Regions from separate parts of the Homo sapiens genome. Here region 2 is linked to region 1. Evidence: read pairs that join two places in POLR2A ChIA-PET (ENCODE). Cell type or tissue: PC-9. All regions are shown on one strand. Each heading gives the region's core, and the rest is flanking DNA. Links, peaks and the distances in the headings are about the cores only. Region 1 overlaps PPP4R3B (protein phosphatase 4 regulatory subunit 3B). Region 2 overlaps CCDC88A (coiled-coil domain containing 88A).

The links. Peaks named below come from ENCODE experiments on the same cell type or tissue, not always from the same donor. Only the 100,000 strongest peaks of a DNase experiment are listed, where the experiment ranks them.
Region 2: POLR2A ChIA-PET joins it to region 1 with 16 read pairs; 2 of 35 experiments call an interaction of 5 or more read pairs at or near these places.

The regions. Positions count from the first base shown.
Region 1 is chr2:55,549,264-55,564,715 of GRCh38, forward strand. It overlaps PPP4R3B (protein phosphatase 4 regulatory subunit 3B), which reads right to left. Exons shown (of 17, transcript NM_001122964.3): 15 at 15,050-15,234; 16 at 9,512-9,705; 17 at 1-743. The coding sequence ends at 648. Among named protein-coding and RNA genes, the nearest start is that of CFAP36, 37 kb to the left of the region's middle. In PC-9, for the core only: no CTCF peak of the experiment used is centred there; a DNase peak (open chromatin) is centred at 6,888; H3K27ac peaks cover 1,609 bases.
Region 2 is chr2:55,388,660-55,404,111 of GRCh38, forward strand. CCDC88A (coiled-coil domain containing 88A) reads right to left here. Exons shown (of 33, transcript NM_001365480.1): 3 at 119-227. Among named protein-coding and RNA genes, the nearest start is that of CCDC88A, 23 kb to the right of the region's middle. In PC-9, for the core only: no CTCF peak of the experiment used is centred there; no DNase peak of the experiment used is centred there.

The DNA of each region.
Region 1 (15,452 bases), core at 2,850-10,849:
TTTGAATTGAGCTTGTTTTCATCAATATACATATTGAAAATTCCTGGTGTAGAAAACTCAACATGTGCTGAATACGGGGTGTACTTCCCTTCAACTACCTAAAAGGCTGAACTTTTGTTAAATCTTAAAGAAATGGTCCCAACAGCTTAACTTCATTTTTTTAATGATAGTTGAATGTGTTTTCCATAAAAATTTCTTTTAAAAAGAGGCAACTGATTAAAACAACAACATGGCCAGCACCATTATACAAGTAATGTTATTGAGTTTACAACTGAAGTTCTGTAAAATTGTTTCTAGATCGACACCCCGAGGAGCAACCCTGCATTATTATATCAACCTTTTCCCCTCCCCTAAACCGTCCCCAAACCTGTGACTTTTCCTTGCTGAGAAGCTGTCTCCCAGGTTCTGGTTACTAATGTTTGTTTTGACAGCCTAAAAGGCAAACCCCTTAATTACTAGCAAGCAATCAAGTTCCTGGGAAGCCTGATTTTTATTAGAACTAAACTCTCTTAGCTGATATACTGTCTTTTGCTACTCCTTGTATATTTTATAAGTTCAATTGAGAAAGCTTTCTGATTCAGATTTTCAGCTCACTGAACAGTTGCAGCATTGTAAGACCACATGTTGAGGGTCCCCTAATAAATATTTTATGAGCCAAGACGAGGTCTTTTCCTGGGGGACGATTCTTCTTCTTCATCTTCCTCTTCATCATCTGGATAATCCACTAAGCCAACCAAACTTCCCTATTGAAGAATTTAAAAATTTTTTCTTTAAACATATATAACAAAAAAGAGCTTTTAGTACAAATACAATCACTTGTAAAAATATCAGAAATCGTTTTTCTAAATCATATCAGAAATTAACATTTGAATTTGATAAAGGAACTGCTTGAAATTATGAACGTTTGAGTAGTAATTGGTAGCACTTGCAGTAACCCTTAACTTTTCTATCTGGTTCTTGGATTATTAATGATACTTCAAAACTCAATTCTGCAAAATTTTACTGTGGGAAAATGTCTACTTTTCCAAACAGTAGGGATAACAATTAATAACATTTGGAAGCTGGAAAGGACATTGGAGATGAACTGGTTCATTTCTCTAATTTCATTACCACAAGAAAGCCCCTTGTAGTCTTTGTTCATCTTGTGTATATTTCATCACTAAGTACACATTATTTTCATTGTGCTTTTGAAGTACAGCTTAAATGGCTGGAGATAAACACATGAAATGATTCCTATAAAATAATAAGTAAAACATTTAGGGCTAGCTCGCTGACCAAAAGAACAATAAGGATGAGGTAATTCGTGGTCTTGGCCTTTGATGAGTAACAGACCTCTGTGAAAATCCTAGAAAAACTCTGGGTACTCTCCAGAAAATTACACATCCACAGGGTTTCATTCATTTTGAGCCAATCCCATGAAAACTTATGTCCTATAGGTTAAGAGGGCTACTGTAAACACTGTATTTAGTTCAAACCCTTCAGACCTCTAGGAGATAAAACAAATACAACTGAAGTAACTCATACTTCATACCTGAAGTACTGAGGTATCGGGTTTTACCAGAATGTAACCAAATCAGTATAATATTAACCAACCAAAAAAAGGCCTCTGGGCAGCTAGAAACAGTTATCAGAAAGACTTATATACCTGTCTGAGAATCTGTTTCTCAACTTAATCACACACACATCTTAAGTCTGGATATGCAAGAAGCAATATGGCTAAATTGTTAAAAATAGGCTAACTGTAGGTCTGATGTCAAATTCTAATGACACCACGTTTTATGTAAAAAAAAACAAAAACAAAAACAAAACTTTGGGGCTGGGCTTATGCCTGTAATCCCAGCACTTTGGGAGATCGAGGCGGATGGGTCACCTGAGAGATAATGAGTTCAAAACCAGCCTGGCCAACATAGCAAAACCCTATCTCTACCAAAAATACAAAAATTAGCCTGGCGTGATGGCAGGCACCTGTAGTCCCAGCTACTCGGGAGGCTGAGGGACGAGCATCTCTTGAACCCAGGAGGTGGAGATTGCACCACTGCACTCTAGCCTGGGCAACAGAGCAAGACTCCATCTCAAAACAAAAAGAAAAACAAAAAAAAACACAAAACCTTGGGCAAGTGGTTTAATACCTCTGCCTCAGTTTGTCTGTAAAATTGGTATAGTAGTATTTAGGCCTCAGTGAACTATTTTGAAATTTAAATTGATGGCCAGGCGCAGTGGCTCATGCCTGTAATCCTAGCATTTTGGGAGGCCAAGGTAGGTGGATCACCTGAGGTCAGGAGTTGGAGTCCAGCCTGACCAACATGGTGAAACCCCATCTCTACTAAAAATAAAAAAATTAGCCAGGAGTGGTGGCGCATGCCTGTAATCCCAGCTGCTTCAGAGGCTGAGGCAGGAGAATTGCTTGAACCCGGGAGGCAGAGGCTGCAGTGAGCCAAGATTGCACCACTGCACTCCAGCCTGGGCAACAAGAGCAAGACTCCATCTCAAAAATAAATAAATAAATAAATAAATAGATAACCAAACATCTAAAGCACTTCAGCACAGTGCTTCGTATGTAGTTAGTGTTCAATAAGTGCTATTAGCTGCTATTACTACTATCATTTTTCTATTATTTTGTTTCTAAGCCAAACAAATTGGAAGAGAGGAAAAACAAGAAATAATTCTGGTATAAAAAGGCACCAATCTGATAATCAAAAAGATGACAGCAAAGTTACAAAGTTTTAATTATGCTTAGTATTACATATCATAACGTACAAACATTTGTATTCCAAATGGTTAACACTTAATTGTTTCTGCCCAAGATTAATAAATTGTCTGAAAAACTCACTTATACAATTTGAGTTTTACTTATATTATCTCTGCAAACTAACATACATTTAAAACATGTTTACAATAAAAATAATAAAAATGCAAAATATGAAATGTTGGAAGTAAAAAGGCCTGTAATCTAGAGATGCACTTTGTGAAGCTGATTCCATACTTTTAATATGTATCTAGAAATGTACTGTTTTAAAATAGCAGATTGAAATTATATTTACTCTTTTACAATCATGTTCATATAAAAAAAAGCTTTCGATGTCAGTACATAAAGTTCCATTTCATTGTTTTAAACCCTTGCATTCCATGGTATGAATATATATATATTTTTTAAGAGTCTTGCTCTGTCGCCTGAGCTAGAGTACAGTTGTGTGATCTCAGTTCACTGCAACCTCTGTCTCCAGGGTGCAAGCGATTCCTGTGCCTCAGCCACCCAAGTAGCTTGGGCTACATGCATGCACCACCATGCCTGGCTAACTTTTGTATTTTTAGTAGAGATGGGGTTTCACCATGTTGGCCAGGCTGGCCTTGAACTCCTGGCCTCAAGTGATCTGCCCACCTCAGACTCCCAAAGCCGAGCCACCATGCTCGGCTTCATCATATACTTTAATTCCTGAATTTCTGGTTGGACATTTGGGTTGTTTTTGCAGGGTATTTAGGTAAGAAATTTAAAAAGTGAATACCAGCAAAGAAAACAGGAGAAGAGAGAACAGCAGTTTAGAGTTGCCAAGGCATTTTTGGAAAAGAGAAATCAGAGGCAAGGCAAGTCATACAACAGGAAGAAGCCAAGAACTAAGTATTTGCAGAGGGATACAGAAACGAGAAACTGATTTGTCTTAAGAAAACCCCAGAAAGAAGCTAGGCAGTAAAGGCACCAAAATATTGGGGAAAGCAGGGAAAACAGTTTAATTATAGTAAAACAGACAACTGGGTCATTGATTCTACACCTCTGACAGCCAGGAGATTTCTGTTCCTCCACCATCACCAACTACAGAGAATTCTACATAGAAAATGACTCTATAAAGAATAAATTCTATAGAGAATGTAATGAACTTTACAGAGCAAAGGACCATATACTTCATGACTTTAGGCAAAGTAAAGGGCATGGGTAAGGCCAGGCTGAAAATGAAAGAATAAATTTAAATTTTGTATACTGAGCAGACACGCCTACCCCACAATAAGCTTTGCTATGTAGGCACTCAGAACACTAACAACCATTCTTATACTTACAAGGTGTAAGAGACTAGCTTTGTCTGTAAAAATTAGATGGCTTCACAGGAGTATGGGGGGAACTACAAACAACTAACACCTCCCGAAAAAAGCAGGGCACTACTCTCTAAGTCCATACCATAAAGTCAAGTTTTTAAAGTGTATAATTTTCACACACCATAAACTCACCATTTCAGAGCATATAATTCAGTGGTTTTAGTATATTCACAAGTTACGTAATCACCACCAATTCCAGAACATTTCCACCATTTCACCCACCAAAAAAAGTCCCCATAAACAGTCCTCATTCCCCCACCACCCCCCACACCACCCAGCTCTTGGCAACCACTAACCTACTTTGTTTCTGCGGATTTGCTTATTCTGGACAGTTCATATAAATGGAATCATACAATATGTGGTCTTTTGTGACTGGTTTACTTCAATTACCACAATGTTTTCAAAGTTAATCTATGCTTAGCATATCAGGACTTCATTCTTTTTTATGGCCAAATAATATCCACTGTATGAATATGCTACATTTTGTGTATCCATTCATCAGCTGAGAGACATTTGGGTTATTCTTACTTTTTGGCTATTATGAAAAATACTGCTATTAACATTCATATACAAGTTTTACAGTGGACACATGTTTTCAATTTTCTTACAATATATACCTAGGAAATGAGGTAGCTGGGTCATATGGTAACTCTGGGTCATATGGTACTCTGACTTTTTGGGGAACCGCCAGACTGTACTCCAAAGCTGCTACACCATTTTATTTTTATATATTTATTTTTTGAGACATTGTCTTAGAGACTCGAAAGTGCAGTGATGTGATCTCGGCTTATTGCAACCTCTGCCCGCTGGGCTCAAGTGATACTCCCACCTCAGCCTCCCGAATAGCTGGGACCACAGGCATGTGCCACCATGTCCAGCTAATTTTTGTAGACGGGGTTTTGCCATTTTGCCCAGGCTGGTCTCGAGCTCCTGGGCTCAAGCGATGCTCCTGCCTCGGCCTCCCAAAATGCTGGGATTACAGGCATAAGCCTATGCACCAGGCCTGTTGTGCTATTTTATATTCTCACTAGCAATGGGTGTCACAATTTACATTCTTACCAACACTTGTTTTTGTGCATCTTTTTTATTATAGCTATCCTAGAGGATGTGAAATGCTATCATATTGTGATTTTGACTTGCATTTCCCTTACTAATGATGCTAAACATCTTTCCACATGTTTATATGGGCCACTTGTGTATCTTCTTTGCAGAAATGTCTGTTAAAATCCTTTGTCCATTTTAAAACGGGGTTGTCATGCTGAGGTGTAAGAGTTCTTTATATATTCTGGATACCAGTTACTTATCAGATATATCATTTACAAATATTTCCTCCCATTTTGTGGATTGTCTTTTCAATTTATGGTAGTATCCTTTGGAGTACAAAATTTTTGAATTTTGAATGAGTCCAATTTATTATTTTTCTTTTGTCACTTGAGCTATTTGTGTCATATCTAAGAAATCACTGCCTAAATCCAAGGTCATAGATATTTATGCCTTTTTTTAAAAAAGAGTTTTAGACTTTTAACTTTTACATTTGGATCTTTTCATCCATTTTGAGAGGAGTTTTGGATATGATGTGAGATAGGGATCTAACTTCATTCTTCTGCATGTGGATATCCAGTTGTAACATTTATTGAAAAGGGTATTGTGGCCGGGCGCGGTGGCTCACGCCTGTAATCCCAACACTTTGGGAGGCCGAGGCAGGCAGATCACGAGGTCAGGAGATCGAGAACATCCTGGCTAACACAGTGAAATCCCATCTCTACTAAAAATACAAAAAATTAGCCAGGCGTGGTGGTGGGCACCTGTAGTCCCAGCTACTCAGGAGGCTGAGGTAGGAAAATGGTGTGAACCTGGGAGGCGGAGCTTGCAGTGAGCCAAGATTGCGCCACCGCACTCCAGCCTGGGCAACAGAACAAGACTCCGTCTAAAAAAAAAAAAAAAAAAAGAAAGAAAGAAAAAGAGTATTCTTTCCCCCATCAAATTGTCTTGGCACTCTTATTAAAATCTGCCTTATTTTTTTTTATGAAAGGAAATCCTAAGATCACCACTTGAGTAAAGTTTCCAATATGAAAGAAAGGATCAAAATAAATGACAACAATAACCTATGAAAAAGCCCTTTGGGAGGCCGAGGTGGGTGAATCACTTAAGATCAGGAGTTCCTGACGAGCCTGGCCAACATGGTGAAACCCCATCTCTACTGAAAATACAAAAATTAGCCAGGCATGGTGTCGCACACCTGTAATCCTAGAACATTATAATAAATGCACATTCTATACAGAAATACACACGTATATGAAATGATATATGCAAGTGGTCACATATTGCAGCAATGATTTTAACTACAAAAAGCTGCAAACAACTTTAATGCCCATCACATTGATAGGGGCTAATTATAAATTGTTATATCCATACTTTTAAGTTCTATGCAGGAAATCTCTAATGTCCTGATATGAAGAGCTCACCAAGATAAATTTGCTACACAAAGAAGCAAAATAACAGGTTTCTCTACTGTGAATCTGTGACGTGTTTATTTTAGTATCCACAAATGGCTTCTCATTCTGATTTTATATTTTTCCTCATAGAAAATATACGTTTTACAGTTACACAACTAAAGAAGTATTTTGTGTCTTTATGACATTTATATCATAAAAACAAATGTTTTAATTCATTAGTAGCTAATGTCTAGCCAGCCTTCAACTATAGCAATTAACACTGTTAGTGAAACTGGCTAAACCAAAGGGCAATTGGTGATAAAGAATCTGTCACCACTTAGGAATGTGGGCATGGTTTGTTAAGAAGGTTGAGAGCAAATTAAAGTGGTGCTTAACTTCTGTCAACTCCTGTCTTGCTTAATTTCAAAATTCTGTGTCTACAGTGATAGAGCAACTGTTTCCCAAGAACACTGTTTTTATCCCTATCTCTAAAAAGGATGTATAACAGATGTATTCTGTAATCTGCTGTTACTGTCAAGAAGAGTGAAAAAGGTGTTGGTGCTTGCATTTAATTTTGCTCATTCATAAGTAAATTATCTGAAAGGATAATAAAAACTCAGAGAAATATAACAGAAAATATAACAGGAAAACAAAATGAATAGTAGGATATAAAAGTAGGATAGAAAAGGTATGCAGTATTGACATATTATTAGAAATAGAAGACACAGCTAAAAGAGTTCAAAGGTATCTTTGTGGAGGGGAACAGAGGGACTGATTTTTTTCTAATATAAACTTGCCTTTTGGTAATATTTGACTTTTGAAAGTACATGCATGTATTACTTTGATTTAAAAAAAAAAAAAGAAAAAAAAGAAAAGCTAATATATACTGAGAAGGTGTCAAGCAGTGTTCTCAGCATTTTACATTTGTTAAATAATTTAATCTTCCCAACAAGCTTATAAAGTAGGTACTACCTTACCCCTTTTTAAAACAAGAAAGTCGGCCGGGCATGGTGGCTAACACCTGTTAATCCTAACACTGTGGGAAGCTGAGCAGGACTGCTTGAGACCAGCAGTCTGAGACCAGCCTGGGCAACATGGCAAAAACCCATCTCTACCAAAAATAGAAAAATTAGCCAGGCATAGTGGCATGCGCCAGCACTCCCAGCTACTCGGGAGGCTGAGGTGGGAGGATCAGTTGAGCCCAGGAGGTGGCGGAGGCAGTGAGCTGTGATCACACCACTGCACTCCAGGCTGGGTGACAGAGTGAGACTCTGTAACAACAACGACGACGACGACGACGAAGCAGGAAGGCAGGGAGCTTAAGGCCCAGAGAGATTAAATAACTTATACAAGGTGATACAGCTACAAAGAGGCAGAGCCAAGGTTTGAACCCAAACAATACAACCCTATGGCAAATATTCTTTTTTGAGCAGGGTCTCATTCTCTTGTTTAGGCTGGAGTGCAGTGGCAAGATCATGGCTCACTGAAGCCTCCACCTCTCAGGCTCAAACCATTCTCCTGCCTGACTCTTGAGTAGCTGGGACCACAGGTGTGTGCCACCACACCCAGCTAATTTTTTAATACTTTTTGTAGAGATGGGGTCTCACCTTGTTGCCCAGACTGGTCTTGGACTCCTGCGCTCAAGCGATCCTCCTGCCTTGGCCTCCCACAGTGCTAGGATACTGTGCCCAGCCCAAACATTCTTAATGTAGTGTCACAATATTACTCTAAATTGTCCCATCATAAAGTTGAAAACTAATTTTAAAATTTTCCAGTTGAAAAACATAAAATATGTTTCAAATACCGAATACCATGAAAATGCTATTGTCAAGAGCCTATCTCACTATACTACTGAATGAAAATTCTACATTTTTGTAAAATAAACTCAGACTTATATTTTGTGTTCCAAACAAGATGCATTCCTTTAATTAGGTATGTACTACCACGGTGTTTCTGCTTGTCTTTCTACCTTTATACAATAGTTGTCCCCTATTTATGCCTTTTTATTTTAAGCCACTCCTTTTTGGGGAAAAAGGATGATTTCATATAACATATGAACAAGAAAAATGTTTCATATAAAATTTAAACTTGTTTATAAAAAAAGTAACCAAGGGAAATACATTTGTTATAAGAACAACAGAAAGTCTAATATCCTTAACTAAAGATTCATCGACAATAATATAATCCAATTTGCAGAGAAGAGCAGATTCAAAAGGCTAATATTTAGCCTTACTACTAATAGAGTATACACGATTGGAAATGAGATATTATATACTGTCTCCCCTACCTAACTGGCAAATACTAAAAATAATTATAGCACTGGCAAAGCTGCAATTGGCCACGCACACTCATACACAGTTTATGGTAACATAAACTGGCATAGACTTTATGAAGATGAATTTGACCGTATGTGTGAAGACGTTCTACTACTAAACTATCCAAGAAAATAATTTAAAATGCAGTAACACTAAGTAGTCAGTGAAATATTAGAATCAACTTAAGTGCTCCAAAATAGAATGGGGGACAGGGAGGAAGGATGCTTACATTTATTATCATAAGCCTAAATAAAATGAAATTCTCTTTGAGAGGCCGAGGTGGGCGGAACATGAGGTCAAGAGATCGAGACCATCCTGGCCAACATGGTGAAACCTCGTCTCTACTAAAAATACAAAAATTAGCTGGGTGTGGTGGCACGCGCCTGTAGTCCCAGCTACTTGGGAGACTGAGGCAGGAGAACTGCTTGAACCCGGGAGGCGGAGGTTGCAGTGAGCTGAGATCACTCCACTGCACTCCAGCCTGGCGACAGAGTGAGACTCTGTCTCAAAAAATAAAATAAAATAAAATAAAATTCTACAATCAACATTTTGGTAACAGAAAAATTCTAAACAATTCATTGAAATTGTTTTGATTATCCAAATTTTTTTCAGTAAACATGAAAAAATCTCACAGACGGGAAAAGCAAAGTTTGTGTGTAATGCTGTTTCACCTACCTTGGTGGCTGTTACTGACGTAGGCAAGTTTGTGGTTTTGGAAGAGGATCCATTAGAAGTTGCTGGTGGTATCTGAGCCACTACAGATTTACTGTTTGTTCCATTAGCAGCACTGGCAGAGTGGGAGAAAGTAAATTTGAAGCCACCAGGAGATGTCCTTTTGGGAAGGTTTTCCTTGTCTTCACTTTCTTTTGCTAAAGCAAAAGTAAAATTTTGAACGTATATCAATAAATACTGCTAAGTCAAAACATCTAAAAACAGCAGTAATTAAAAAACTTATAAAACATTGCTGCCCGGGCATGGTGGCTCACGCCTGTAATCCCAACACTTTGGGAGGCTGAGGCAGGCAGATCACCCAAGGCCGGAGTTCAAGACCAGCCTGACCAACATGGAGAAACCCCGTCTCTGCTAAAAATACAAAATTAGCCGGGTGTGGTGGCGCATGTCTATAATCTTAGCTACTTGGGAGGCTGAGGCAGGAGAATCACTTGAACCTGGGAGGCAGAGGTTGTGGTGAGCCGAGATCGCACCACTGCACTCCAGCCTGGGCAACAAGAGCGAAACTCCGTCTCAAAAAAAACCAAAAAAACAAAAAAAAATAACACCAAAATTAATTGCCTTTGTTTCCTAAGAACTTTTGAAAAAGAACATGATGTGTACAGTGATGATATGGTCTGGCTCTGTGTCCCCACCCAAATCGCAAATCAAATTGTAATCCCCACATGTCAGGGGAGGGACCTGGTGAGAGGTGACTGGATCATGGGGGTGGATTTCGCCCTTGCTGTTCTTGTGATAGTGAGTTCTCACGAGATCTGGTTGTTCCAAAGGGTGGCACTTCCCCCCTTGCTCTCTCTCTCCTGCTGCCATGTAACACATGCCTTGTTTCCCATTCACCTTCCGCCACAAGTTTCCTGAGGCCTCCCCAGCTATGTGGAATTTTAAGTCAATTATACCTCTTTTCTTCATAAATTACAGTCTCAGGTAGTTCTTTAGAGCAGTGTGAAAACGAACTATACAGAAAATTGGTAACAGGAATGTGGTACTGCTATAAAGATACCTGAAAATGGCAGGGCGCAGTGGCTCACGCCTGTAATCCCAGCACTTTGGGTGGCTGAGGAGGGTGGATCACTTGAGGTCAGGAGTTCAAGATCAGCCTGGCCAACATGATGAAACCTATTCTCTATTAAAAATACAAAAATTAGCTGGGGGTGGTGGTGCACACCTATAATCCCAGCTGCTCTGGTGGCTGAGGCAGGAGAATTGCTTGAACCCTGGAGGCAGAGGATGCAGTGAGCTGAGATTGTGCCACTGCCCACCAGCATGGATGACAGAATAAGACTCCATCTCAAAAAAAAAGATACCTGAAAATGTGGAAGCGACTTTGGAACTGGGTAATAGACAGAGGTTGGAACAATTTGGAGGGCTTAGAAAAAGACAGGAAGATATGGGAAAGTCTGGAACTTCCTAAAGACTTGTTGACTGGTTTTGACCAAAATGCTAACAGTGATATGGACAATGAAGTCCAGGCTGAGGAGGTCTCAGATGGAGGTGAGGAACTTATTCGGAACTGGAGTAAAGGTCATACTTGGTATGCTTTAGCAAAGAGACTGGCGGCATTTTGCCCCTGCCCTAGAGATCTGTGGAACTTGAACTTGAGAGAGATGATTTAGGATATCTGGTGGAAGAAATTTCTAAGCAGCAAAGCATTCAAGTGGTGGCCTGGGCTGGGCACAGTGGCTCATGCCTGTAACACCAGCACTTTGGGAGGCTGAGACAAGCGGATCACGAAGTCAGGAGTTGGAGACCAGCCTGGCCAACAGGGTGAAACCCTGTCTCTACTAAAAATACAAAAATTAGCTGGGCGTGGTGGCACACACCTATAGTCCCAGCTACTTGGGAGGCTGAGGCAGGACAATCAGTTGAACCTGGGAGGCAGAGGTTGCAGTGAGCTGAGATCATGCCACTGCATTCCAGCCTGGGCAACAGAGAGAGACTCCATCTCAGAAAAAAAAAAAAAAAAAAAAAAAAAAAAAAAAAGAGGCCTTCTGGCGGTTTCTAAAAGCGTATGCTCATATGCATGAAGAAAGAGATGGTCTGAAATTAGAATTTATATTTAAAAGGGAGCAGAGCATAAAGTTTGGAAAACTTGCAGCCTGACCATGCAGTAGAAAAGAAAACCCCATTTTCTGGGGAGAAATTCAAGCTGGCTGCAGAAATCTGAATAAGTAACAAGGAGCCAAATGTTAATTCACAGGCCCAGAGGCCTAGGAGGGAAAAATGGTTTTGTGAGCTGGGCCCAGGGCCCTGCTGCTCTGTGCAGTCTTGGGACACCCTGCATCCCAGGTGCTGCAGCTCCAGCCATGGCGAAAAGGAGCCAAGGTACAGCTTGGGCCATGGCTTTAGAGCGTGCAAGCCCCAACTCTTGGTGGCTTCCATGTGACACGGGGCCTGTGGGGTAGAGGCAAGAACTGAGGTTTGGTAACCTCTGATTCTCAAACCACCTAGATTTCAGAAGACATATAGAAATGCCTGGATATCTAGGCAGAAATCTGCTGCAGGGGCAGAGCTCTTATGAAGAACCTCTACTAGGGCAGTGCGGAAGGGAAATGTGAGGTTGGAGCCCCCACATAGAGTCCCCACTGGGATACTGCCTAGTGGAGCCATGAGAAGAGGGCCACCATCCTCCAGACCCCAGAACAGTAGATCTACCAACAGCTTGCACCATGCACCTGGAAAAGCCACAGGCACTCAACTCTAGCCCATGAAAGCAGCCATGGGGGCTGTACCTGGCAAAGCCATAGGGGCGAAGCCAGCCATGGCCCTGGGAGCCTACCTGTTGTATCAGCATGCCCTGGATGTGAAACATGGAGTCAAAGGAGATTATTTTGGAGCTTTAAGATTTAAAGACTGCCCTGCTGGGCTTTGCACTTGCCCAGGGCCTGTAGCCCCTTTGTTTTGGCCAATTTCTTCCATTTGGAATGGGAGCATTTACCCAATGTCTGTACCCCCGTTGTATCTTGGAGGTAACTAACTTGTTTTTTATTTTATAGGATCACAGGCAGAAGGGATTTACTTTGTCTCATATGAGACTTTGGACTTGGACTTTTGAGTTAATGCTGGAATGAGTTATGGGGGACTGTTGGGAAGGCATGATTGGTTTTGAAATGTAAAAAGGACATGAAATTAGGGAGGGACCGGGGTGGAATGATATGGTTTGGCTCTTGTCCCCACCCAAATCTCATTGTGAATTGTAATCCCCAGGTGTTGGAGGAGATGACTGAATCATGGAGGCAGAAAACCCCCTTGCTATTTTTGTGATAGTGAGTTCTCACGAGATCTGGTTGTTTCAAAGTGTGTGGCACCTCGGCCGGGCTTGGTGGCTCATGCCTGTAATCCCAGCACTTTGGGAGGCCAAAGTGGGTGAATCATCTGAGACCAGGAGTTCAAGACCAGCCTGGCCAACATGGTGAAACCCCATCTCTATTAAAAATATAAAAATTAGCTGGGTGTGGTGGTACATGCCTGTAATCCCAACTACTTGAGAGGCTGAGGCAGGAGAATTGCTTGAGCCCAGGAGGCAGAGGTTGCAGTGAGCCGAGATCACGCCACTGCACTCCAGCCTGGGCAATGAGAAGGAGACTCCATCTCAAAAAGCAAACAAACAAACAAAAGTGCATGGCACCTCCTCCTTCACACTCTCTGTCTCCCGCTCCACCATGGTTAAGATATGCTTGCTTTCCTTTCGCCTTCGACCATGACTGTAAGGTTCTCGAAGCCTTTCAGCCATGTTTCCTGTTAAGCCTACAGAACTGTGAGTTAATCAAACCTCTTTTCTTCATAAACTACCCAGTCTTAGGTAGTTCTTTTTAACAGTATAAAACGAACTAATACAAGTGGTAAGTCTTTATTAGCTAGAATCTTAGAAATCTCAGTATTAGAAAGGACCTTACGGATCATAACAAAATTAGCCATTCTATGCTAGAACTCTACATTGTGGTATCTAGCACATACATCTAAAATCTCATTAGCTGTCTGACTCTTCCTTTTATTGTCTCCCTGTAGCTTCCACTCACTGACTCTACACTTCTTTACTCATGGTAAAAACCTAGTAATTTCTCTCACAAGTCAATATTCCAAATGCCTAAAGACAATGATCAAGTCCGTAAGTCCTAAATATTCCAGGTTCCTTTTTCTGTTTGTGTTATGACATAGGTGTCCAATCCCTTTTAACATCTGGTTATTATTTTTATATATGATTCTTAACAGCATCTCACTCAACACTGGATACAGAACTTCAAATATGGCTGTACTGCCTCTTTTGACAATAGTCAGGGCAGTACCTGTAATGAGTAAAGGCAGAAGAATTTGTCTAGCAAAGGTACCGATTTCTTAGGATATTTTAATAAGCTTTTTGCTCCGCCACGCTGAGGCAAATAAAACTTATCAAACTAATGAGTTGAAAATGAGTACGAACAATAGTTTCAAAGAAAATGTAATAAATGAAATTAATTTTCTGAGAATTGTCTTTAGAAAATGTCACATTCAAAATCACAAACTTACATAATAAATCCAAGAAAGGCTTTTATCTTCTAAGACATAAATTTTTTCTTTTGTTTTTGAGATAAGGTCTTTCTCTGTTATTAAGCTGGAGTGCAGCGGCAGCTCATGGCTCACTGCAGCTTCGACCTCCTGGGCTCAAGTGATCCTCCAGCCTCAGCCTTCCTAGTAGCTGGGACTCCAGGTAAGTGCCACTGTGCCCATTTAATTTTTGTGTTTTTTTGTAGAGACAGGGTTTTACCATGTTACCCAGGGTGGTTTGGAACTCCTGGGCTCAAATGATCCACCTGCCTCAGTCTCCCAAAGTGCTGGGATTACAGACGTGAGCCGCCATGCCCAGCAAGGTATAAATTTTAATTAAATATTTAAATGATATACTCAGGGCAGTATTCCAAAAAATGGTAATTCCTCAGGCCACAGAAGTAAAATGGTTAGTTCTTTTGAAAGATATATTACTAGCAAGATCTTCATTTTATAAAACAAGTTAAGCACATCTGAAAGCCAGGGGAAGTTTTACTTTTTCACTTCTCTTGTTAGTATATCTTTATGTAACTTTTGTAATTTTAAAATTTCAAAGAGCAAAGTTACTTGTTTGAGCTCAGTTTATCAGCTGTAAAAGACACAGGCAAAGTACTCTAGAAGGTTTCTATGAAGCTATATGGTCTCTGTTATTACTGAGAATTTCAGTATAGAAATAAAGCCAAGACTATTCACAGAAAGAAAAGTATAAGTAGATAATTCAATTTCTAACTAGCAAATTAACAGCATTACAAAATAGCAAGTTTGAAGAGAAACATTTTAAACATGAAAAGAATTCCCAGACAGATTTGGAAAAAGTACATAATTTTAAAAGAACACAGTTTGGTATAAAATTTTTGTCTTTCTTGCTTTGTAAACTATAAACAAACCTTCACAAAGCAACAAAATAATTTCTGCACTAAATAAGAGGGTACACTGTGCAAAAATTCCGAATTTTAATACCTTTTTTAGTCTCCATAAACTTTTCATAATTATCTGGAAAATCATCTTCTGGCTTAGGTTTTTCCACTGGTGCCACAACTGCTTTTCCTTCCTCTTCTTCATCTTCATTAAACCACATTTCTTCATCCTCTTCCAAGGCTTTTGCATCTCTGCGAAATCTGTTACTACGCAATATAGATGGTACACTGTAAGAAATATATCACAAATATTGAGTAATGATTTAAAGTTCATCATCAGATTGAACTGAAGGAAAAATATGTATAACCAAGATGAACTGAAGTAATTTTAACTGACTATAATTTATATCAAAATAATCTCTGTAATGATAGAAGATGTAGCCAGAGAACACTCCAAAATATTTTAGGATGTTGTAAATTAAACTAAATATTCTTCGTAAGTTACA
Region 2 (15,452 bases), core at 4,406-12,405, 160 kb before region 1:
AAATAGATCAGAACCTAGCATATAATAAGCGTTTAAATATTTGTGAGATGACTGATACTAAATAATACAAAAATGTAAGTAGTTATTAAAACCCCAGATTTTTAAAAAGAGCACTTACCTGGTAATAAAATTTTATCTGTCTCACCAAAATGGATAGATTGTGCATTCTAAGTGAGGCATCATTATTGACTTTTTTATTTACTCTCTGACTCTCCAATTTAGGATTACTGTAAGAAATACAAAAATACTTTAAAATTACATAAAATACTACTATCAATCTATATATAATTAAAATTAATCATATAATACTTTTTTATTTAAATAAATTGTGTGCTCATCTGCATTAACAGAGATGGTCCAAAAGGGCAGATTATTACTTTGACATGTATTCCGTGCTTCTAATTAATACAAATGCAACTGATTTCCCAAAGCAAGAACAAAATTAATTTCAAACCTAAGTCAGATGTTGCCTTTCATTGTCATGTTGCCACTCCACATTCCTGGGATGAATAACTTACTATTTCCTTTGAATATATAGTTCTATCACACAAAATAAATCCATTTAAAATATGGGCTAATAATAACCAATAAATGTTATTTCTCCTCACTGGGTAATAGGGATTATATTTGAACAGGCAATGTCCCAGAGAAATTCAAGGTTAAAGTGGATGACACAGGTTAGTACTTTTATTTTGGGTAAAATTGTAGATTCAATGAAAGCAAAGGGCTCAATAATCCTGAGGCAGCAGAAACTGCAGAAGAAAAATAGTCAAGTCAACCATGGTTTAGAATGGGAAATTGCGGCACCTCCACACAAGGATGCAGGAAAGTCAAGAAATCGACACCCATCCAACAGGAAATAGAAACTGAATAGAAACGCCTCATTCTTTAATCTGTTCCCTTTCTACACAGTCCATTGCATTCCTAATGCCTTCAGTTCCTTCCCTAAACAGATTAGAATCTATGGTGCTTTATTTCCATAATTCTCAAACTTTTAGGTCTCAAGACCCCTTTGTAATCTTAATTGATGACTCCAAACAATTTTTGATGTTGTGGGCTATCTTTAATTAATACTTAGTGTGTTAGGAATAAAGACTGAGGTAGGGCACGGTGACTCACGCCTATAATCCCAGCAGTTTGGGAGGCCCAGGCTGGTGGATCACCTGAGGTCAGGAGTTCAAGACCAGCCTGGCCAACATGGTGAAACCCCATCTGTATTAAAAATACAAAAATTAGCCAGGTGTGGTGGCATGCAACTGTAGTCGCAGCTACTTGGGAGGCTGAGGCAGGAGAATCACTTGAACCCAGGAGGCAGAGGTTGCAGTGAGCCAGGATCGCACCACTGCACTCCAGCCTGGGCTACAGAGCGAGACTCAAAAAAAAAAAAAAATAAAAAATAAAGATAGAACATTTCAAAGTTATTTATGTATCAACTCACTTTAACAAAATAATAAACCCACTACAGGCTAACAAAAACCAAACAAAAACAACTTAGAAAACTGAGTGGTATCGTTTTACTATTTTTGTGTATCTCTTTAATGCGTGGTTTAACTTTTAAAAAACAGATTCTTATCTTTGCTTTTGCATTGAATCCACTGCTTATTATTTTGGTTCAAGTATATTAAGACATTTCACCCTCACACGTAGTTAGAAGTGGGAAGACCCTATGGATCCCCAAAAGGATCCTCCATCCATACTCTGAGAACCACTGCTTCAACTATTTGCTTTCCACCACTCCCAATAACTTGATTCTTTTGTCCCCTGACCACATTCTTAATCCCCAACCTTGGATCAATTCAACCACTTACGCTGAGATTACTCAAGGGACTAGTTGAGAAAATAATGCAACCAAACTGAGCTATTAATAAAATATGAAGGGGAAGCTATTACAAAAAGGAGGAAGATACCCTCTTGCCATAAAAAACTAGAAAACTGGACAAAGCATGAAAAAACTATTTTCAGACTTTGGACAGCAGGTAATGCAAAGCTAGGTTCTCTCTAGTAAGGCACTGAGGTGCTTTCCAGAATGAGGTACAGAAAAATGGGTAGCCCAAGTCTTGCTGAACTTGAGGAGACAAAGCTGGAGTTCATGGATGCTAAACTGACACATTCAGAAAAGAATACCAAAGAAAAGGGAGCTACACTAACAAAGGGCTCCAAAAATCTGCCTTTAAGATTTTGGCTTTGGCTTCACACAGGCATGAATGTAGTGGCTCATGCCTGTAATCCCAGGACTTTGGGAAGCTAAAACGGGAGGAATGCCTGAGGCCAGGTATTCAAGACCAGCCTGGGCAATATGGTGGAAGCCTGTCTTGAAAACAAAGCAAAACAAAAAACCAAGAAAATTTTGGCTAAACACTAAATTGTGCATGTATAACCTAAAACTCCACAAGGCTAAGCAAAGATCAAATACAAGAAAGCTGTAAGCTAAACAATTCTCAGAGCTCACAATGTAAAGAGAGAAATTTGAGTTCTGACAAGTAGAGTGGAGTAGACTTAATGAACATCCAGAACATACAGCAGAGACCGCAGAAGAGTCATGTGTTAGAAGGAGGACTAAATCAGCAGCTGAGTAAAAGCTATTCAAGAACCCCACCCCCAACAAAACAAGTCTTGAAAGGATCATGCTGATTGCAAGTAACTTGACAACCTGCCAAAACAAAGTTTGTCACTCTAAAAGGACAAGGTCCAGACACTCCAAAATATAATCATTACAATGTCCAGCATAAAATAAAAAAATTAATAGACACAAAAGATCAGGAAAATGTGATCTATAACCAGGAAAGAAAATGGAAACAGTCAACAGAAACAGACCCAGAAATGAAAAAGATCATGGAAATAACAGACAAGGACTTTCTACTAAAGGATTTAAAGAAAGACATGAACGTTAAGTAGGAAGAAATGTAAATTATGTTTTGAAAAACTCAAATGGGACTTCTGAAGCTGCAAAATACAACTATTTGAAATGAAAAATTCACCGCAGGAGCTTAACAATGGATTAGAAACTGTATAGCAAACGATTAGTGAACTTGAAGACATTACAATAAAAACAGTCCAAAGAAGCATGGAGAAGAGGGGAGAAAAAGCTGAAATGAATGAACAGAGACTAAATGATCTATGGGGCAATATTAAACACATATTACTACATAGTCCCATCTTAAGAATCCATTCATGTTTCCCTTCTTGTCCCAATAATGAATGGATGTTCTTTATAGGAAATAGATTCAGTTCAGAATCGCACTTGGCATGTGGTAGTCTGAACTGCAATCTTTAATCTCTTTCAGGCTGGAGGTTTCTCAGCCTTTTGTTGATGTACATGAACTAGACATTTTAGAAGGGTTGCAGGCCACATATTGCATAGAATGATTTTCAGTTGGGTTTGTCTGATAAGACTGTGTTGACTCATAATTAAGTTTAGGATATATATCCTTAACAGGAAAAACACAGAACAGATGTTGTGTTCTTCTCAATGCATCCTATTAATATATGGGCCTGGCTTTGTTTCTGTGTTCTCCTTTATGTTTCACTGGTCTACCTACATATTCCCATGTCAACAGCACCACCTTAACAACTACAGTTATTTACATCTTGATGTGTAGTAGGGCAAGACGCCCTGACTAAATTGTTTTTTTCAAATTTATCTTAACCATTCCTGCTCCTTGATGATTTTTAGGATTAGTTTGTCATATTCTGCATGAGCAAAAAACAAAACCTATTAAGATTTTGACTGAAATTGCACTCAATCTACAAATTTATTAAGAATAAACTGACAGCTCTATAGCATTGAGTCTTGCCACTGATAAGCATGGTGTATCTCTCTACATTCATTCAGCTCTTCTTCAAAACCATTTTATAATCTTCTCCAGGAAGGCCTTTTATTAGATTTATTCCTAGATGCTTACAGTTTTTGCCATTAAAGTTAATGTAATATTTTTAAAATGTATTTGCTGATAGGTTAATGCTGATATGTGAATGCTATCATTTTTTGTTTACTGTTCTTATCTTTAGCAACCATGCTAACCTTTCTTATTCTAACAGGTTGTCTACTGGTGCTCTTGAAGGTCCTCTTGAATTTAATTTGTAGCTTTTCCATACTGATAATCAATTGTGCCAACACCATTTACTAACGAGCTTACATTTCTCACTGATCTCAGATTCCCACATTAAGTGTAGGTCTCCTTTTGGAGTCTATTCTGTCCCACTAAGCCATTTGTCTATTTCTGTGTCATTAAAACCTTGTTTTACTATAGCTTATTACTATAGCTTTATTATGATCTCAATTCTACTAAGACAAGCCCCTTTCCTTTGTTGTTGTTTTTTTTCTATACCGTCTTCATTAATCGAACATAGTGATCTTTTCTATCATTTTAGGATATTTATAAAGTTCTACGAAAAACCTTGTTGGGATTTACTGACATTAGTAATATTAATTTGATTAAAAACTGGCATTTCATTTCCATTGGTAAAATTTTAAAATCTCCCCACAGAACTCTTACATATTTAAGTTTTTTTTTCTTACTTGGGTAAGAAAGTTTTTGTTGCTTTGTGAAATGGATTTTTTTTTCTCTTACATTGTCTATTGGTGCTATTGTGTAACAGGAATATAGAGTTTTGATTTTGGTTTTTTGGGTTTTTTTTTTTTTTTTTTTTTTTGCGACAGAGTCCCAGTCTGCCAGGCTGGAGTACAGTGGCATGATCTCAGCTCACTGCAACCTCTGCCTCCAGGGTTCAGGTGATTCTCATGTCTCAGCCTCCTGAGTAGCTGGGACTACAGGCACGTGCCACCACGCCCGGCTAATTTTTTTTGTATTTTTAGTAGTGACGGGGTTTCACTATATTGGCCAGAATGATCTCAGCCTCTTGACCTCAAGTGATCCACCTACCTCAGCCTCCCAAAGTGCTGGGATTACAGGCATGAGCCACGATGCCCAGCCAAAACTATAGAGTTTTTGAATGGTGAATTTCTAATTAACCACCTTTCAAAACTTAGTTTACTCAGTTCATGTTCTTGGGTTTTCTAGGTTAAAAAAAAATCACACCATCAGTAAAGGACAGTTTATTTCCACCTTTTCAATCTTGCATTACATTTCTATTTCTTTACTTGCTGCATTAACAAATAGAAATGGAGACAGCAGATATCCTTCTCTTGCTGTTCTCTAATAGAACTGCATTTAATGTTTCACCATTAATGCATGATGTCTGCTGTAATTTTCTGATAGATACCATCTATGAGACATTCCCTTCCATTTCTATTCAATGTCTGAATGGGTGCTGAACTTTACCCAGTATTATTTATTTCTTATTTTTTTTATTTTTTTGAAGGCAGTCTCCCTCTGTCACCCAGGCTGAGGTGCAATGCTATGATCATAGCTCACTGCAGCCTTTAACTTGTGAGCTCAAAAAATCCTTCTCAGTCTCTCAAGTAGTTGGAACTACAGATGTGCACTACCACACCCAGCTAACTTAAAAAAAAATGTTCTCATTGTTCAATTCCCACCTGTGAGTGAGAACATGCGGTGTTTGGTTTTTTGTCCTTGCGAGAGTTTGCTGAGAATGATGGTTTCCAACTTCATCCATGTCCCTACAAAGGACATGAACTCATCATCATTTTTTATGGCTGCATAGTATTCCATGGTGTATATGTGCCACATTTTCTTAATCCAGTCTATCATTGTTGGACATTTGGGTTGGTTCCAAGTCTTTGCTATTGTGAATAGTGCTGTAATAAACATACGTTTGCATGTGTCTTTATAGCAGCATGATTTATAATCCTTTGGATATATACCCAGTAATGGGATAGCTGGGTCAAATGGTATTTCTAGTTCTAGATCTCTGAGGAATCGCCACACTGACTTCCACGATGGTTGAACTAGTCTACAGTCCCACCAACAGTGTAAAAGTGTTCCTATTTCTCCACATCCTCTCCAGCACCTGTTGTTTCTTGACTTTGAGAACACATGGACACAGGAAGGGGAACATCACACACTGGGGACTGTTGTGGGGTGGGGGGAGGGGGGAGGGATAGCATTAGGAGATATACCTAATGCTAAATGATGAGTTAATGGGTGCAGCACACCAACATGGCACATGTATACATATGTAACAAACCTGCATGTTGGGCATATGTACCCTAAAACTTAAAGTATAATAATAATAAAAAAAAAAAGAAAAAAAATGTTTTTGTTTTTGTTTTTGTTTTTTTTTGAGATGGAGTCTCACTCTGTTGCCCAGGCTGGAGTGCAATGGCACAACCTCCACTCACTGCAACCTCCACCTTCTGGGTTCAAGTGATTCTCCTGCCTTAGCCTCCCGAGTAGCTGGGATTACAGGTGCACGCCACCACACCTGGCTGATTTTTGTATTTTTAGGAGAGATGGGTTTTCACCATGTTGGCCAGGCTGGTCTCAAACTCCTGACCTCAAGTGATCTGCCTGCCTCAGCCTCCCAAAATGCTGGGATCACAGGCGTGAGCCACTGTGCCCTGCCTAAAAAATGTTTTATAGATGAGATCTCTCACTATGTTGCTCAGGCTTGCCTCAAACTCCTGGCCTCAAGTGATCCTCCTGCCTCAGCCTTCTAGCTAGCAAGGATTTCAGGCACAAGCCACAGCACACCTGGCATATCCAATTTTTCCTACATCTACTCCCATCTGATCCTTCTCCATTAATATGTTAATGTAGTGAGTTACACTGTTACATCATCCTCAAAGTCCTAGACTATATACTCTCTCAGCTCCACTCTATGGTATAACTATTCCCTTTTATTGGTATATAACTCTGTCACAGGTCTTCCAATACTTGGTCTTTTTGACTCCCACTTTCTCACTAGGTTCTAAGTTCCTTGACAAGAGGGACCATATCTTCTTATTCATGTTTTTATTTCTAAAAATTACCATATTTCCTAACACAAATATTGTCTGAATAAATAAAAATAAGAATAAACAAAGACTAAGCATAGTGTTTTTTAAACCATTGCTTTCTATCGAAAGTTACGAGCTGACAACCTCCAAGCTAACAACTCAGCTGGCAGCCTGGAATAGGTACTTTCATTAAGCTGTGTCTCAAAAATCAGTTGACTAATAGAGTCCTAAACTACAATTTGAGATCTGCAGAACAAGGAAGACTATTAGTAAGGTAAGCTAAATCTGACCTGTGACTGATTTATGCTTATTGCAAGAAAATAGTGAAAAACTCAGAATAGCCCAAGGCAAATGAGAGTTTAAATGGAAAAGTGAGTCTCTCAAATAAAAGCATCTACTAGAACTAGTTACTTATAAAAACAAGGAGACTATATTGTAGAAGTCAGATCACGTGTCATGGCAAACAAAGACAAACAGCAGCATGATCAAGAAGTCATAGTAAAACTGAAGGAAAAACCCTGTTTTATTTAGGCAATCCATTCTGGTATTTTTTTTTTCTTTTTTCTTGTCTGGTATCTTTTTTAGTCAGTAAGTTAAACAAATACTCACTGAGTACCTACTGTACTGGCCACATTACTTAATGCACAAAAGCTTGGGCTAGTCAAGCTATCATTGTGGAGAAAAGTATATTTGTAATTGGGAGAACAGAGTAAGAACAACACCAGTAACAAAAATTTTAGGTATATTTACAGTTACATAAATTTCATTTGCAAACATTTTCAGTAAATACCTTTCCTCTCTACCCTTCTTCTACCTTTTATTTCTATTTTCTTTATTCTACATTTGAATCCCTTACATACCTCTCATCTATGACTGTCTCCTATTCACACACTGACCACATTTAGACCTAGAAACACTTTAGAGATACCTGGTTTCACCATAAATCAGAAAGCCAAAGTTCAAACTAGTAATCTGCCTAGGATCCTAGAGCTCTTTTACTCTTTTAGTTTTTCCTTTTATAGGATCATTCAAGAAAACAAAGAAAAGTCTGACTTAAAAAAAAAGGTTGCACCTGGGTGCGGTGGCTCACACCTGTAATCCCAGCACTTTGGGAGGCTGAGGCGGGCAGATCACGAGGTCTGGAGATCGAGACCATCCTGGCTAACAAGGTGAAACCTCATCTCTACTAAAAATACAAAAAATTAGCCAGGCGTGGTGGCAGGCACCTGTAGTCCTAGCTACTCGGGAGGCTGAGGCAGGAGAATGGCATGAACCCGGGAGGCTGAGTTTGCAGTGAGCCGAGATCACGCCACTGCACTGCAGCCTGGGCAACGGAGCAAGACTCCATCTCAAAAAAAAAAAAAAAAAAAAAAAGGGTTTCAGCAATGTTTTTTCTAAAACCCGAGTGTACATCATATATCACTGTTTTACTGTATTGTTTGAGCATATTCCCAATTCTGTTTTCACATGAGTAATCAAACTAAAGATGATTAATTTCCTTCCCTCCTCCAGTTCACTGTGGTGATATTTTATTATAAACCTGGATATTTAAATCAAACAATAGGTACCTAAGAAAAAAAAATTTTTTTTGAGATGGAGTCTCGCTCTGTCACCCAGGCTGGAGCGCTGTGGCATGATCTCAGCTCAATGCAACCGCTCGCTGCCTCCTGGGTTCATGCAATTCTCCTGCCTCAGCCTCCCAAGTAGCTGGGATTACAGGCACCCACCACCACACCTGACTAATTTTTGTATTTTTAGGAGAGACGGGGTTTCACCATGTAGACCAGGCTGGTCTCGAACTCCTGGCCTCAAGTGATCCTCCCGCTTTGGCCTCCCAAAGTGCTGGGACAACAAGCGTAAGCCACCGTGTCCAACCTAAGAAAAATTTAATATTAGAACTAAAAATATATATAAATTTAAAAACTGTATTATTTGTAGTGCAAGCTCATTACTACATGACAATATACAATTTGGATTATACTAATTTGGATTATCCAAATGCATAATTTGGATAATCCAAATGCATAATTTGGATTATATTATACTTTGGATGCATAATATTCTAATGAACATATAGTAATATCATTATTTTAATACATTTTATAATGTAAATGCTATCTTTGTCCCTGACAGAGTTGTTGTCAAGTTTGTTTCCTTTAAAGTGATTTTTTTCAAAAAAAGTGTTAATGCTTCTTCTTAAATTTTGTGTCCAATATTCCTCACATGATATCTTGAAATGTATTCAGTTGTCAGGAAATTCTACAGTCGCTGCATACAGCTCTTTCAAGAATTAGCAAGTTTTCAGAATTTAGAATTTTGGTTTAATCAAAATCTTTTAAGAATTTTTTGTAAAAAAAATTAATGTTTTATATTAAGTTTTTTTAGACTTTGCAAAAGACTGCTTTTAACAATTAAAATAATTCTGGGTATAAAAGGAAGGAATTATATAGTTATATACTAATGATATCAGATGTAATTTTAGAAATCTGAAGAAAAATGAAAAATAAAATTTAAATATTTGAGAGAAAAGTACTTCAACACCTAAAATTAACCTCACAATCAAAAGGGATCTTAAAGATAGGTGAATGAAAATTTTTTATATCCCTTCACAAAACTGTGCTGCTTTGTGTCTACAAATCTATGAAATAAGTACGTGGGCTGTGAAGGGATTTCTATGCTCTGATTTGACTCTAGGAAAGCCAATAGAATAGCGGAGTTCTTGAACAGGCTAATACCTAAGCACCCCAAACCTCTATCTGTAACTTCTGTTCTACATTGTACCTACTCAAGAGTTATTTTAGTATGAAAACAGAACTGAAAAGTTCCTATTTCTTTATAATCATCAGATATTATATCATTATCTATTACTATAAACTATCTGTACTTAGAGCCCAGGATAACCATTAAGCACTCTCGGCATGGATCTAGAAAGCAATAAACTTCCCATTATAAGGCTTGAGTTTCCCATTTGATGCATGCCCAGTTTGAGTAAGGGCCATACTGACACATGTTAGGATCACGGAAAACAGGCCTTTTCACCCTAAGGATGTGATCTCTTTAGGTGAGAGGGACTGCCCTCAGGTGAAACTACCAGAAAAGTCCTAAGCTCCTGGGCTGGCAACGATGGCTTACGCCTGTAATCCCAGCACTTTGGAAGGCCAAAGCAAGAGGATTGTGTAAGCCCAGGAGTTCAAGACTACCCTGGGCAACACAGTGAAACCTCATCTCCACAAAAAAATTTAAAAATGAGGCAGGAAGATTGCTTGAGCCCAGGAGTTTGAGGCTGCAGTGGACTGTGATTATACCATCGCACTCCCACCTGGGTGACAGAGCAAGACCCTGCCTAACAAAAAAAAAAAGAAAGAAAGAAAAGTCCTAAGCTCCACCTCCATGAAAAATGGTTGACTCTTTAAGGGTAATTTATAGAAAATTATGCAAATCAAGAGAATTAGTAGCTTCGGAAAAATAATACCTGGCTTTGCAGTAAATATTATATAGTTATAATAATGTAAATACTGATGACTGATTTAACTAAACCTGTGTTAACTATATTAGAAAGATAGGGTAAGAAGAAATACAGGAGCATAAAAAAGATAAAATCTTATCTACCACTATCAGGAAGTCATAGACAATGTCTAAAAGGAATAAATCAAGAAATACCAGAATAGACACATTATCCCTATATATGGGCTAAATAACAGAAGAAATTGCTTTTAAAAAAGTTTAAAAAGCTGTCACTCTGGGCCAGGCACAGAGGCTCATGCCTGGGAGGTCAAGGCGGGTGGATCATGAGGTCAGGAGTTCAAGACCAGCCTGGCCAAGATGGTGAAACCCCGTCTCTACTAAAAATTAAAAAAAAAATTAGCTGGGCGTGGTGGTGGGTGCCTGTAATCCCAGTTATTCAGGAGGCTGAGGCAGAGAATTGCTTGAGCTGGGAGGCGGAGGTTGCAGTGAGCCGAGATTGCGCCACTGTACTCCAGCCTGGGCGACAGAATGAGACTCTGTCTCAAAAAAAAAAAAAAAAAAGTGGCACTCCAGAGAACTGAACTGAGATATGAGGAGAAATACAGCAGAGAATTTTTGTTTGTCACTGTGAACCTTTTGGTACTAATTAATTTTTTAAGCACGTAAAACATTTTTTAAGGACTTTTTATTGTTTCATGAAACCTATTTCATTTACCTGAGGGAAAAATATTAATAATTGTGTTGGATTGTTACTTAGCTGAAGCACATTTGATAAAGCTATCTCTGCATAGAATTCGATGTCAGGAATTCAGAGTCATAAGACATTTGTGAGACTAAGCATAAACCATAAGAAAAGAAAACAGTATTAAAAATTTCTTCTATAAAAAGAATGCATCCTATATAAAGACAGAAAAAACACTCATTCCTGTGTGTGTGTGTTTTTATCAGCTTCCTCAGGTTGAATCCTGTATTCTATTACTTTTAATATAATAAAAATCACAATACAGTAATTTAAACAAACAGTATGGTATGACTCCAGAATGCTCTAAAAAGAAATGTAGTCTATTAAGTATGACTCACAGAATTCTCTAAAGAGAAAATGTAGTCTATTAAATATTCCAAATATTCTGCCTTTCATTTTAATACTTAAAATGCAAAACAAAAATTAATTCAGAATAATCACAATTAATAAAGTTTTTATCAGGCTCTTTTTGAAAGCATACTATACCATTTTTTTCTAAAGAATGTATCTTTGGAAAGGCCGTTTTCTAAAATAAAAGATGAGCTACTGAACAATATACATGTGACATGTCAAACGTGAGCAAGTACCTTTCCAATCACACACAGCTATTTCCAAGGCAACACAATTTCAAGTCAACCATCTTCTTTATAAGATGAAAACTAAAAAAATGCTTTAGTGACAAATAGCCTAGCAATATGGCTCAAATCTGTCCAACCAGGAGTTAAATGCAACATGGCAGTAAAAGAGGGCCTCAAGCAATTTCACATTTATAAATGATCTACTTATGACAAGTTGCATTAATTTCAATTAAAATAATAAACGGACAGTAGTATTATCAACCACTGTATATAAAAATTTGTAAATCAGGAAAAAAGATGAAGTTAAAGTTAGCAATTTTGCAACGCTAATACTCTGAGATTTGGTCCTTGTATGATCAAGGATTATATCTTTACTTATTCATTAACTAATATATATAAGAAACAGAAATCTGATAGCTTTAATGGCTCTATGCTCTTCTCCTCCAGAATGTAAACCTGTTGTATGTCCTCTTGGACCATCTGTTCTGTGTTGGTGCTTAACTGATGGTGGTTTTTGATCATGGCACTGTAACTTAAAACTATGGTTGTAGTGTGGTCTTTTAATAAATTTTTGAGATAATTTATAAAATAACATAACTATGTAATATTTGCATGTCACTATGATACATCTGAAATAACTAATTTATGTATCTAACTTTAAATGTGCATAAACCAGAATGTTTGCTTTATGAAAAATAATTAACTGGGTAAACAGCACCACCATTAAGGGTTATCCAAGTATCCAAGTAGTAAGGTATTTCAGGAAAATTAATGGCTTTTTTATTTTGCAGCACTGGTCTGAGGGTACATAGAAAATTAGTGGTTTTAAGGGAAAAAATGTATTGGCTAGGGGAGGTGGCTCATACCCATAATCCCAGCACTTTGGGAGGCTGAGGCCAGAGAATTGCTTCAGGCCAGGAGTTTGAGACCAGCCTGTACAACACAGCAAGACTCCTTGTCTACAAAAAAACAAAATTTTAATTAGCTGGGGACAGTGGTGTGTGCCTGCAGTCCTAGCTACGCAGGAGGCTAAGACAGGAGGATCACTTGAGGCCAGGAGTCAGAAGCTTCAGTGAACTATGATCTCACCACTGCATTCCAGCCTGGATGACAGAGAAAGACTCTGTCTCCAAAAAAAAAAAAAATATATATATATATATATACATATGTGTGTGTATGTATGTGTGTGTGTATACATATATATATATATATATATATATATATATATATATATATTCCTTCAACTTAATTTCTCCCCCCCATAAATTCAAATTCAATTACTTTGCATGACAGCCAACAATAAATCTAATATTAATATAAGCTTTTACCTATCTACAGAATATTTTCACATATATTAACTATCTTGAACTTCACATTGACTGAACAGTCATTCTTGGAGAGGTACATGACATATAATTACCATACAGAGATTACAGACACAGCCTTTCATGTTTTTGTTCTCATAATTTTGGACACATTAAGTTACCTTTTCGAAAGTTGGAAAATCTATGACATTTTCTAGTTAGCCCAAGATTAAGCTAGCAGTAGGGCATGATATTCACTGATTTAACAAACAGAAGTAATGCTTTAATTTAAAAACTGCAAATGGACACAAAAATAATTAAAATCCAGTACTATACATATACTTTACTTTGGTTTCATCTAAACTTAATAAAATGGCTGAACCCACCCTTTATTTCTTTTAGAATAAGTCAACTTAGCCCTTCAAATATTAAGTTAGCAGTTTTTTAACTTTTGGTCTCAGAACCCCTTTTTACTCTTTAAAATTATTGCAGACTCCCAAAGAGCTTTTGTTTATGTGGGTTATAACTATCTATATTTACTATATTAAAATTTAAAATAAAGAATTTTTAAAAATATTAATTCACCTAAATGTAACAGTGTTTGTTAACATAAAGAACATTTTTATAACTTTTCAAAACTTAACATTTTAGTGGGAAATAACATTCTTTCACTTCTTTGCAAATCTCAGTGTTTGGCTTAATAGAATACAGCTGTTTTCTTAAACCTGCTTCTGCATTCGGTGGTTGTGATACATTGTTTTGCTTTAAGTATAAGAAATATGACCGCACACAAGTATGTAATTAGAAAAAGGAAAATTATTTGATTGGCATATTCATACAATTATTGATATTCTTCTTTGATATTACCAAAATTCAGTAAGGGTTATTTCTTAAAGGTTAAGTGCAATATGGAATCTGAAACTCTATCAATGAACTTTTCTTTCTCTGTTTTACATTAAAATCCATTGGTCTATCTGGCACGTTCAATGGATCTTTTAACTATGTATGCATAACTTCTTAACATCGTGCATTGGTCATTTAGAAATTATTGGTTCTTTGAATTATACAGATCTTCCAAATGTCGGCACATTTTATTACTATTTAAAAAAAAAAAAAAACCGGCCAGGCGTGGTGGCTCATGCCTGTAATCCCAGCACTTTGGGAGGCCAAGGCAGGCGGATCACAAGGTCAAGAGATCGAGACCATCCTGGCTAATATGGTGAAACCCCATCTCTACTAAAAATACAAAAAATTAGCCAGGCGTGGTGGTGGGCACCTGTAGTCCCAGTTACTAGGGAGGCTGAGGCAGGAGAATGGCGTGAACCCAGGAGGCAGAGCTTGCAGTGAGCCGAGATCACGCCACTGCACTCCAGCCTGGGCAACTGAGCAAGACTCCGTCTAAAAAAAAAAAACCACATTCATTAATATCACCTCCAATCTCATCAGAAAAGTCTTTAAATATTGAGTAGCTGTCAAGCCCATGTTTTCTATAAATCAAATTTCATCATTGACAACAAATACAATCAGTTGTTTTCCCTGAAGTGACAGGCTCACTTTATTCATTTCTGAGGAACTGTCTGCCCAGTACTCAAGTATTAACAACCAGTTTGTCTGTCATTCTTTCAAGTAAAAATGGTGTTCCAAAAAACAGAGACTACTTCAACCTTGGAACTCAAAAACCATGAGTACTTTTTCTTGAGATAATCATCGCACTTTGTTATGCAAGAACATTATGTATGGTTCCCGTTTTGCCCACAGAATGTTAAAAAGATTCAAGGGTCAAGACCCAACAAAATAACTTTTATTGCTTCATCAAGGACATTTTTAAGTGAAACTGGGTTTATTTATTATACCTTACAAGTGTGTAACGAGAAGAATACAATGATTGCCCACACAATTTGGTACAATTCCTTGATTCATACTAAAATGTCAGCAGTTTTACTTACCTTTGCTTTTGCATCATCAGTGCTTTAGCAACACACGCATAAAAAGGCAAAGGACATCTTAGTATTATTATGAAAATAATTCTGACCTGACAGACAACCTTGAAGGAATCTCTGTGCTAGCAGGGGTCTGATCTCATTTGAGAACTACTGTATTAGGCAAATCAATTCCTGTTCTTGGTATAGAGACCTGGGGACTTAATATTATGCTAATCTAGAACATTCACTTACATGGTTGCCAACCTCATGACCAGTAACTGAAACAAAAGAAGATTGTTTAATAGATTCAATGGACAGCACTGATCTGTGATGGAACATTTTACCCATTGTCACTAAGCCTTAAGATTGGGTCACAGAAGTTGGTTTTAATTTGTTTTAATCAGTATTCTGGAGTAGTAATTGCTCCAGATCTACTTAGGCCTAGAGACTCAAGAAATTCCAAAGTGGGCTGATATACAGTCACGTATTTCCCTTGACCAGTGACAGACTTATCTACTATGGCTTTCACTCCCATACTATCAATTCAGTATAGTAAGGCTTCTTAATCTGTACTCCCCTCCT